2 separate regions of the Homo sapiens genome follow, and region 2 is linked to region 1. A link is an interaction called in ENCODE POLR2A ChIA-PET data of the cell type or tissue named here. Cell type or tissue: PC-3. All regions are shown on one strand. Each heading gives the region's core, and the rest is flanking DNA. Links, peaks and the distances in the headings are about the cores only.

What was found. Peaks named below come from ENCODE experiments on the same cell type or tissue, not always from the same donor. Only the 100,000 strongest peaks of a DNase experiment are listed, where the experiment ranks them.
Region 2: POLR2A ChIA-PET joins it to region 1 with 7 read pairs; 2 of 35 experiments call an interaction of 5 or more read pairs at or near these places.

The regions. Positions count from the first base shown.
Region 1 is chr2:179,444,592-179,449,986 of GRCh38, reverse strand. It overlaps ZNF385B (zinc finger protein 385B), which reads left to right. Exons shown (of 10, transcript NM_152520.6): 7 at 3,217-3,462; 8 at 4,259-4,437; 9 at 5,010-5,111. Among named protein-coding and RNA genes, the nearest start is that of SESTD1, 180 kb to the right of the region's middle. In PC-3, for the core only: a CTCF peak has its summit at 1,949; a DNase peak (open chromatin) is centred at 2,976; H3K27ac peaks cover 1,541 bases.
Region 2 is chr2:179,350,521-179,355,915 of GRCh38, reverse strand. No RefSeq gene overlaps it. Among named protein-coding and RNA genes, the nearest start is that of SESTD1, 88 kb to the right of the region's middle. In PC-3, for the core only: a CTCF peak has its summit at 988 (motif pointing left); no DNase peak of the experiment used is centred there.

The DNA of each region.
Region 1 (5,395 bases), core at 84-5,083:
TTTGTCAGGTTTGTCAAAGATCAGATGGTTGTAGATATGCGGCATTATTTCTGAGGGCTCTGTTCTGTTCCATTGGTCTATATCTCTGTTTTGGTACCAGTACCATGCTGTTTTGGTTACTGTAGCCTTGTGGTATAGTTTGAAGTCAGGTAGCATGATGCCTCCAGCTTTGTTCTTTTGGCTTAGGATTGACTTGGCGATGCGGGCTCTTTTTTGGTTCCATGTGAACTTTAAAGTAGTATTTTCCAATTCTGTGAAGAAAGTCATTGGTAGCTCGATGGGGATGGCATTGAATCTATAAATTACCTTGGGCAGTATGGCCATTTTCACGATATTGATTCTTCCTACCCATGAGCATGGAATGTTCTTCCATTTGTTTGTATCCTCTTTTATTTCATTGAGCAGTGGTTTCTAGTTCTCCTTGAAGAGGTCCTTCATGTCCCTTGTAAGTTGGATTCCTAGGTATTTTATTCTCTTTGAAGCAATTGTGAATGGGAGTTCACTAATGATTTGGCTCTCTGTTTGTCTGTTATTGGTGTATAAGAATGCTTGTGATTTTTGCACATTGATTTTGTATCCTGAGACTTTGCTGAAGTTACCTATCAGCTTAAGGAGATTTTGGGCTGAGACGATGGCCTTCTCACTCATTTTCAACCCTATTCTATGCTTATCCAAATCTGACCTTCGAAACCTTAAAAATGTCACTTCTTTAATGAAAAATGTCTCATTCTTCCCAAGCGGAAGTAATCATTTTCTGCTCTATGCTCTCACGCCTCTTACCAGTTTCTGTTGTAAATTAGAGATCTTTGAATGACTGTCTCATTTCCTCCTGCTATGCTGTAATTTTCTTATAGTCCATACTTACTTTATTTACTATTCTCTTTAGTGTCTAGCACATTGTCAGCAATTAACATATTGTTAATATGTACTTGTTAATTCATAAATTACCCCTTTGAAAACAAGATATGAAAAGGAAATCTTTTTCTTAAAGAAATAGGAACATAGAGAAAATATATAATTTTATACATGTTCTCAATATAACCTAAATCAAATGATTGTTGAGCAGGATAGATATTTTCACTTACGCCAAATAAATATACTTTAAAAACTAACCTACAATTGTAAAACAAAGCAACTGCTATTTCACATCTAGGGTGACTGTTGTGTACTTTTATATCACTAGTGATATATTAAGTCCTCCTTTTGTGCTGAAATATTAGTGTACCACAGACTGATCAGTTAGAGAAAACATCATGCTCATTTATGCCACTTACTAATCTGTGGGACATTATTTAATTTTGAAAAGGCTCAGTTTCCTCATCTTTAAGATAGGAATAATCATTTTGAGCCTTACCTATTTCACAAGTTTTCTGTGAGAGCTAATAAGACAATGTAAGTGATAGCACTTTGTAAACTGTAAAGTTCTATATAAATTTAAGGGTTTATGAGGGACATTAGTATAAGGGACATTATTAGTAATATGAGAGAATGCTGTCAATGGCTGAAACAGATCAGATTCTTTTAGATCAAATTCATATGAAATGCTTGAAGCAAGGAAAGATTTTAGTATGTAATAACTTTAATTTTCATCGCAAGAAACTGAGTAATTCCAAATATTAAGATTACTGAATTATTTTGCTGCTTTATGAGTTCTGTAAGATTGCAAATTCAATCTGAGGGATCCTTATAGATGAGAGGGTTCCAGGCCTAAAATATTATCCAATCTAATTTGCTGACTATTACCAATTAGGAAGAATCATTTTATGTCCTTCTCTCACACTATACAGGTCAGTTTAATAAAAGTCTAAGAGCTTTTCCATCATATTTTTTGTCATCCTGAAGTTTTAGTACAGTCACTGAAAGGGAATATGGAATGTGCAACCTAAGAATAAAAAAGAATCTCAGTATTCATTTATTCTAAGTAAACCCAGATTTGGAATCCCTCCATAGCACCCTCTAGCTGTGTCTAGTCTCAACCTGAATGGATCCAACTCAAAAAAAAAAAAAAGGATGGAAATCAACTGCTGATTCCTAAATCAATTTGGCTTTTCTTTATGTAATATTTTAGTAGAAATATGATCTCCCATCATTTGCAATGTGTTCTAAAAGCTTAGGTTTACCCATATACAGAACCTTGTAACATACACACAGAAACACACACCACATTGCTGTTGCCTAGTCTCTCCTTCCCTCTTAGTCTTCTAGGCCAATGGTATACAATTCCAAATTAGCTAAGGCAATTAGCAAATATATTCTCAGATTTAATTCCCTTTCTCTCTTTATGAGAGTTAATCAGCATATCTATAGACATTTTCTAAGAGTACCAGCTCTACTAGGATTAAATGTGTGATGGATTTTGCTGTTGCTTACAAAGCCCCAGTTTGTTTCCCAAAGGAGTCACTGAACAGAGCCTGTCTTGAATAGCAAATGAACTTCAATGAGTTAGATTCTGTTAAAGTCACTCTAACTCTCATAGCCTGCACATGGGCCTTGAGGATTATAAGCATTTAATAGCTACATGATCAAACTGCCAAAATGTCTTTAAATGACTTGGCTAATCTTCATATTGTGCTTATGGTTAATGTCATTATTTAAAACTTTTGATTTAGACTGGTGGTAATTAATAAAGATAATGAATGGAAGCTTGGTCTCTTATATTTTGGATAAATTGCATTGCCATCCACAGAGCAGCAAAAACTTAACTAATCATAATCAAAATTAACCATGTTTCTTCTATCCCACAATCCACAGTTAAAATTTTAACTTGGTATAAAAATTAAGTTTAACTTATCTCTGTCATAATTAAACATAAGTAGTCAAATGAAACTAACATGGCCTAATGGCTTCTTTCATGTTACCTTCATATCATGTAATTGTATCAGAGGGAAGGTGGTTTTGTTTAATAATAAATATTTCCTTGTAGAGTAATTTATGACTCAAGGATTTCAGACAGAAAGTTACCTGCTCCAACTGGGAGAACAAAGTCATTTTTCATAAGTCATCCTTATCTTGGGATGACCTAATATGGAAACTGATGGCATAGTGTTCTGTTTGATTTAAACATAGAGGTTGATTTAACCTCTATAAACTGAAATCTATGCTGCAATAAAAACTTCACATAAGAATCAAATTTCTATTTTTAATTCATCTATGGTGATTTATCTTTGTTTATATGATATATGAGGCTTCAATAAGATCTCTCTGTGTTTCTCTTAGAAGATAAAGGGAAGTTAAAAGCCAGCAGTTCCAGTCAGCCATCAAGCTCTGAAAGTGGCTCATTTCTCCTCAAATCTGGCACAACACCCCTGCCACCTGGAGCAGCCACTTCTCCCTCCAAGAGCACAAATGGAGCTCCCGGTACTGTTGTTGAATCAGAAGAAGAAAAAGCCAAAAAATTACTTTATTGTTCACTATGCAAAGTGGCTGTGAACTCCCTGTCACAGCTAGAGGCACACAACACAGGTTAGCAGCTATCTTTTGCATTTAAATAATGTTTATAACAAAACCCAACTTTTCCCATCAGAATACCATATCTTTTGTTGTTCAGACCTTAGGTTTGTTCCATGCTTCTCTACTTTTTTGATTCAAAGGAGTGATTTTAGAAAAGTATGATCATATGACTTTGGAACTAGCAAGACAAAAGCAGTTTGGAGATCAAACTTGTTCTATTCTTTATTTTCTTAAAAACATCTAATACTGTCCAAAACTCATTTTGATGAAGTGACAAAGATGAAGATAAATATTTATGCACAGTGTTCACTGCAATACACTTAAAAGAGAAAAAAATGGAAACAACCTAAAGCCCACCAGTAGGGAAATACTGAATATAGTAACCCAATATGATACATGTTAATCAGCCATTAAAACATAATGATCAGAAAATATGTACATGATTTGCTATGTGAAATTTTCAGGATATTTAATTAGTATGATCCCCATTATGAAAACTGTTTTTAGTACATTAAAAAAAAGAAACTGACAAGAAATACCCTAGAATGATAATAGTGGTTACCTCTGAGTAGTGAAAATATGAGTCATCTTTATTTCCTTATGTTTCTGTATATTTTCTTTATTATATACGCTTACATTTTTCCATTTTTTACAATAACGTGTTAAATTTAAAATCAGCATTAAAGTGATCATTTTTAAAAAAGCATTGGGAATTTTAGCCTGCAGGTAAACTTCTCAAGGATAAGAAAACAAAGAGCTTTATATAATTCTTGGATAGCTATTTAATATGTGTCTCTTTCTGTCTTAGGATCTAAACACAAGACCATGGTTGAAGCTCGTAATGGGGCTGGTCCAATTAAATCCTATCCTAGACCTGGATCAAGATTAAAGATGCAGAATGGCAGTAAGGGGTCAGGACTACAGAACAAGACATTTCATTGTGAAATCTGTGATGTTCATGTTAATTCAGAAATTCAACTCAAACAGGTAACGTATCCTGAATTAGTAAACATTATTGTTTTAGGTCACCACTTGACTGTGTATCTTCTCATCTATAGAATGGTTTTTACTGTGCTCACAGTTAAGTTGACTAACTTTTGTAGGATGCAGACAATATGCAACATATAGGTGCTAACATGGAAGAAAAAGTCAGTATGAAATATTTGAGCATCTACTGTTACTATATGTCAGGTTCCAGGCTAGATGTTGGAGAGATAGGAACAGTAGTCACTGGAGCCTACAGTTGAGCAGGAGCTTCTGGTAAGGTAAGATGTTAAGCCTATCTTCCAAAGGCTCAAAATCTGATTAGAGAGACTCATCAGTAACAGTGGTAATACCAGGCAAAATCTGATAAGGGCTATAGAGAACAGGAGGGGGACAGAGGGGCATTACAATTGAGGGAGGACTAAGTCTTAATTTAGAAATCATAATGATTTTACCCACACCATCGTGGAACTATGGACCTAGAGTTGGCAATGGAGAAAATAGCTACCTAGAAATACGTTTTACATGGAATAAGACTCACATTTCAGTCCAGCTAATGCATCAAACTTTTTCAGCACATTTCTAGCCGAAGGCATAAAGATCGAGTTGCAGGGAAACCACTGAAGCCAAAATACAGCCCTTACAACAAACTCCAGCGGAGCCCGAGTATTCTAGCAGTAAGTTTACCTCACCTGCTCACCTGTTTTGTGGGGCAGCCTTGCTGGGTTGGGCAGCCATTGTGGGCAAGGAGGGCATAGAGTCTAATGTCATGAAAGGTTTCAAATTTAAATAGCCCTCATAGACAGAAGTTTTAGAATGAACTGCTTAGTTCCTGCTATAGGGCAACTTACTTAGAAAACAGAAACTGAACCTCTTTAAGAGCTAATATTTTACTCTTTACCAAGTTGTTTTCAAAAGACTATCCTCTTTAGCATATAAAGTAAAGGCTCAAGAACAAGGA
Region 2 (5,395 bases), core at 98-5,097, 94 kb after region 1:
CCTCACTCAGAAAATATGAATAAAAATACCTACCTGACTAGATTAAAAGAATATTATAAAGGTATATCATAAATTGCTAAGTACTCTGTACCTGTTAAGCAATATTATGCCTAGAAAAATAGTTAATAAAAGGATTAATTTTTTCTCCTTATCATGAGATTTGCTTGTCTTATTTTCTCCTATAGTGCAAAGCTTGGTGTATTTCTTTTAAGAAGCGTAATATTTCTGTAATATAATACATAATAGTATTTGAAAGTTAAAGGTTGGATGCATTTTTATAGTGAGATGTGGGAGAAATCCTATATTAAAGAAAGATTTTTTTCATCCAGAAACATTACAGTAGATTCAGTAGCGTATGGGATGAGATGCTCCAATTTAAATACACAAAAAAACTGCTCTTTTTAGGATTGGAAGGAAGGAGGAATGTGTTTATTTTGCACAACATGGGATCCACTAGTCTGGAGATGTATCTGAAGTAAAGAATTCATGCCCTCTGCATCTGACTCTGCCAATGTCACTGCTGGTTTGAGAATGTTGTCTTTTTCTTTTACTGCCAACTTGGATCTTACTGAGGTTCTAAAATCCTATGTCATCATTTTGTTTTCTAAGACCTTGTTAAGTTCAACTTTTTAGAATAAAATCACTCTAGAAGCAGCTTTAATCAACAGGCTTAATGAGGGAGATGGTTACAGAGTTCCATGTATGTATAAAAGGCTTATTTTTTTGTTTAATTACTTCAGAAACATTTCTATATTCCTAGATAAATTCACTTTACTTTTACCCAAGACACACATTGCCCTTGAAAATCACTTGATATCCTTTGCCTTGGATAGATGTCAAATACGTTGACCATTTCTGAAAGCCATTTCTCTTTCAGATCACCTATTGAGGTTGTTTCAAGTACTGTGATTCTGTATTGCCTTTTATTTCTTGGTAATATTCTTCTGCTCAAATATCTGGAAGAAAGGTTGCTTACTGTACCCTCTAGTGGTGATTGTGACATTCTCTTAGAAATATATGTTTATTTCCATCTTTGGCCTTTTACTAAAAATTTAATGTACAGTATGAAAGAATTTCATCAATCTTTAAGGAGATACAAATGATGAAATTACACTGTGATGGTGTTTGCAATTGCATCACAAATTGTTTCATAGGAAAACATCTTATTTTCCTCAAAATTTGTTAACCCAAATTTTATTCAATTAAAATCAAAGTGTTTAAATTCTTTCATTTTAGCGTATTGTCAGTACTCAGTTATTCACACTCCTGGAGGAAGTATACATAGCACTATGCATCTCCCAAAATATCATTTATATTTGAATTTACAGGACCTTTTCATTCATGTTTAGTCATAGTACATTTCACTTTCTAAGAATTCACAACATTGGAAATAAAACAAAGAGGCCACACATGGAATTTCTGACTCTACAAGAACTAAGAATTTATCCACATGATTCCTCCTCTGGTATTCTGCCATTTTTTCTTCTCTTTCTCTGCCTTCCCTGCTCTCCATTTTCTCCCCACCCCAAGGTGGATCAAGGCGAGTCTTTAAAATGAGAGGAAGCGTGTGCTTTGGAGGAGCTGCTGCCAAGAGTACAGCTATCGCTCTGTGTCCTTTTTTCTCAGGTAGAAATTTAATTAGATATTTTTATTCTAAAGTTCTTGCTTCCAAACTCTAATGAGTTATAGTTCATATGTAGAGGATGAGAATAAATGCAGTTAAGAAACACAAAGGAGATAATCAAGCTGAACAGGTGGTTCTCAACAAAAACTTTAAGATTTGTCTTCTACTGAGAATAATCAAGAGATAACCATAAATTAAAATGACTTTAATAAAGACATAAAATGTCTTGTTCCTGAATAAGAAGACTGCATATTTTCAGTTGTCAATTTTCCTAAATTAATCTGTAAATTCAATGGCATCCTAATGGAATTTTAATAAACTTGAACAAATGTTTCTGAAGTTTATCTGAGAGAATATTCAAGTGAGAATAGCCAAGAACAACAACAATTTTAATAAGAGTTATAGAGAGAAGGATTAGATTTAATATATGTTTAAAGGTGATACCAAGCCACAATAAATAAAATGGCATGTTCTCAGCTCAGTAAAAGAGATGTATTCCAATGGAACAGCAAAAAACAAACAGTAATATATAGTATCTTGTTTCATTTTATTTATTTTTAGAGAAAGGGTCTCACTGTGTTGCCTAGGCTGGAGTACAGTGGTGCTATCATAGCTCACTGTAACCTTGAACTTCTGGGCTTAAGCAGTCCTCCTGCTTCAGCCTCCTGAGTAGCTAGAACTATAGGCACACACCATCATACCTAGCTAACTTTTTATTTTTTGTACAGACCGGGTCTCATTATGTTGACCAGGCTAGTCTTGAACACCTGGCCTCAAACTATCCTTCCCCCTCGACTTCCCAAAGTGCTGGGATTACAAGTGTGAGCCACTGTTCCCAGCCCTATCCTACAGATATCTGTACCTTTATGTAAAGCATTTCTGTAGGATAGGGCCATTTATATATGGCTATTTATATATATATAAGCTATTTATATATATAAAATACAGATATATAAATATATATAATACAGATACATATAAATAAATAAAAAAATATATATGGCTTTTATTTTATTAAAAATGACTCAAATGCTACTATGGGTAACAATGTAGCAGTTCCTTAAAAAATTAAACAGAATCACCATATGATCCAATAATTTCACTTCTGAATATAAACCCCAAAAACTTGAAAGCATGAATTGAAACAGATATTTGTATACCTACATTCATAGCAGCATCATTCACAATAGTCAAAAGCAACCCAAGTTCCATCAACCAATAAATAAACAAAATGTGGTATATACATATAGTGAAATATTATCAGCCTTAAAAAGGAAGGAAATGATGATACATGCTTACAACATCAGTGGACCTTGAAGAAATCATATGCTAAGTGAAATAAGGCAGTCACAAAAGGAAAAACACTGTATTATTCCACTTATATGAGGTACCTAGAGGAGTAGAGTTCTTTGAGACAGAAAATAGAAGAGTGGTTGCAAGGGGCTGCAATGAAGTGGGAATGCAGAGTTAGTCTTTAAGGGTACAAAGTTTCAGCTGGGGAAGATGAAAAAGTCCTGAAGATGAATGGTAGTGATTGTTGCACACAATGTGAATGTACGTAATACCTCAAAACTCTATACTTTAAAATTGTTAAAATCATAAATTTTATGTTATATATATATTTAACCACAACTTAAAAAGTGTTGTATGGTAAATGTTGGGATACTTACTAGATTTACATCATCTATTAAAGTATTTTGAAATAAATACTTGTGGCAGTATTTGTTTAAACAACCAAAATGTTCATCAACAAACTATAGTATAACCATGCAACTATGGAACAGCATGCAGCTATTAAAAAGCATAAAGTTGACATATATGGAATGATATACAAAATGTATTGTCAAGTGAAAGAGGAAATGGAAAATTGTATTCGACCTACTTTACATATTTCTTTTGTAAAAACAATATTACATCAAGTTGCCCAAGGGTAAGGCCGTCTAACCCACATGATAGAAAAAGCATCATCTTTGTTATTTTCTTCTTGGGATCACAGAGCCAGTCTCACTCTTTTATATAGTAGTTGGGTTTCCCTATAACAGATAGAAGTTCTCCACTGTCCATTATACTAGGAAGATATTCATCCTGGGACAAAAAATGAGGACTTAGTGAGTAGGAATTAGTCTGAGGTGAGGAGAAATTTTTTCTTTTTTCTCTGGGTTTGAGACTCGGTGACTGTGAGGAGCCAGGTGTCCTGACCTGGGCCTGACAACACAGAGAAAAGCTGATGACAAGTCAGGAAGGTGGCTAGGCCCATAGGTGACCTACAGCAAAATGGACTTGAACTGCAGAAGCAATGTATCTTCCGTGTTGGACTCTCCTTCCATTAGTCTTTGTTCTTCTGTAAGGGGAAATTATGGTAGAGCCCACATCCATATTTGTGGGCAGCGGTCACTGCCAGATAGCAGCCATGTCCTCCAGAGTAGAGATGGTGAGAGTCATCACTGGAACAAGAGGGATACTAACATGAAGTCAGGACCAGAAGAGAGGAATGCCAGGGATGTGTTCCCTAGCACACATTAGGTACCAAAATCCATTAGAGATATCTGAGACACATTCTTTAGAGCAGATTGCATCTTAATCAATAAGACTGGGGGAGCAGTCTCACCATCATGGTTTGGATTAGCGTAATTATAAACAAGATATCTTCTAGGGTCTTTCTGACTCTTAAAGGTAGAAGTGGTTCAACACTGCCAATTCCAGGTCCTGTAGAGTCTAAAACGTTTCCAAGTGTTCTGTGAATTTAGGGGGAATCATGCAGCAAAGAAGTAAGGGGCTGTGTCTCCTGGCCACCTCTGTCTCTCAGCCCATGGGTGCCTGCTTCCACACATATGGGCTTTTTTTCCACACCGCTTCAATATGGTCTTGACACTCACCCCTGTTCCCACAGGAAAAGCTCACTCACACCAACTATTCTGTAGATATAAAAGTCTTTACTAAGCCATTAGGGGAAACATGGCACTGCCTGCTGCACTGCTAATGCCATGATGCCCCTATAAGAAATTGCTGGTCTCCAAATGTTTCCTGGGCACCCCGGCAACATGAATTCTTCTCTTTACTCCTCCTCCATACAGTTCCTAGTCTCACAGCCTCCTCTGGCTCCCCTTCCCTCCCTCTCATTTACTTCTCCCTGGATTATTTGTTCTCTACTCTTCTCTCTGCCCTTTTTTGGAAGGAAAAAAAAAAAAAAAGAACTCCTCTCCTTTTCTCATGCAGAGCAATTCTACCCTGTTCTCTGAAGTTTGTGCATCAACCAATATCTTTTCAACATCTTTAAGGTTTTTCTTTTAACTCAATCATGTATTGGCTTTCCAAACAAAAACTGGCCTCAATCTATAATAAATTTTCAGACCAGTGGTTGAGATAACAAAAAATATTTCCACCTTGATATCTAATATAGATGGATAAATGATAGAAAGAGATTAACCCCCAAAAGTAATTTGGTTTAGTAAATCAAATGCTGATTTACCAAAGAGCCAACAATAAATTATCTATAAGGGAGTGGACTGAATTCTTTTCATTTTCTTTATTGAGTATTTTCAATGATTTTTGAATTTTGATAATAAGCATATATCATTTTCCACTGGAACATCAAAGGTGAGACAGACGAAGCCCCTGCCCTCGGAGCACTCCTAGTCCAGTACACGCAGCCCAGGCATCATGCCTGGTATGCTATGGTTGGTCAGTATGGCTAGTCCCTGGCCATCCGAAGAACTGAAACATCTAATTGCATTATCATTGTCTGTACTTTGTGGAACTCATTTTATATTG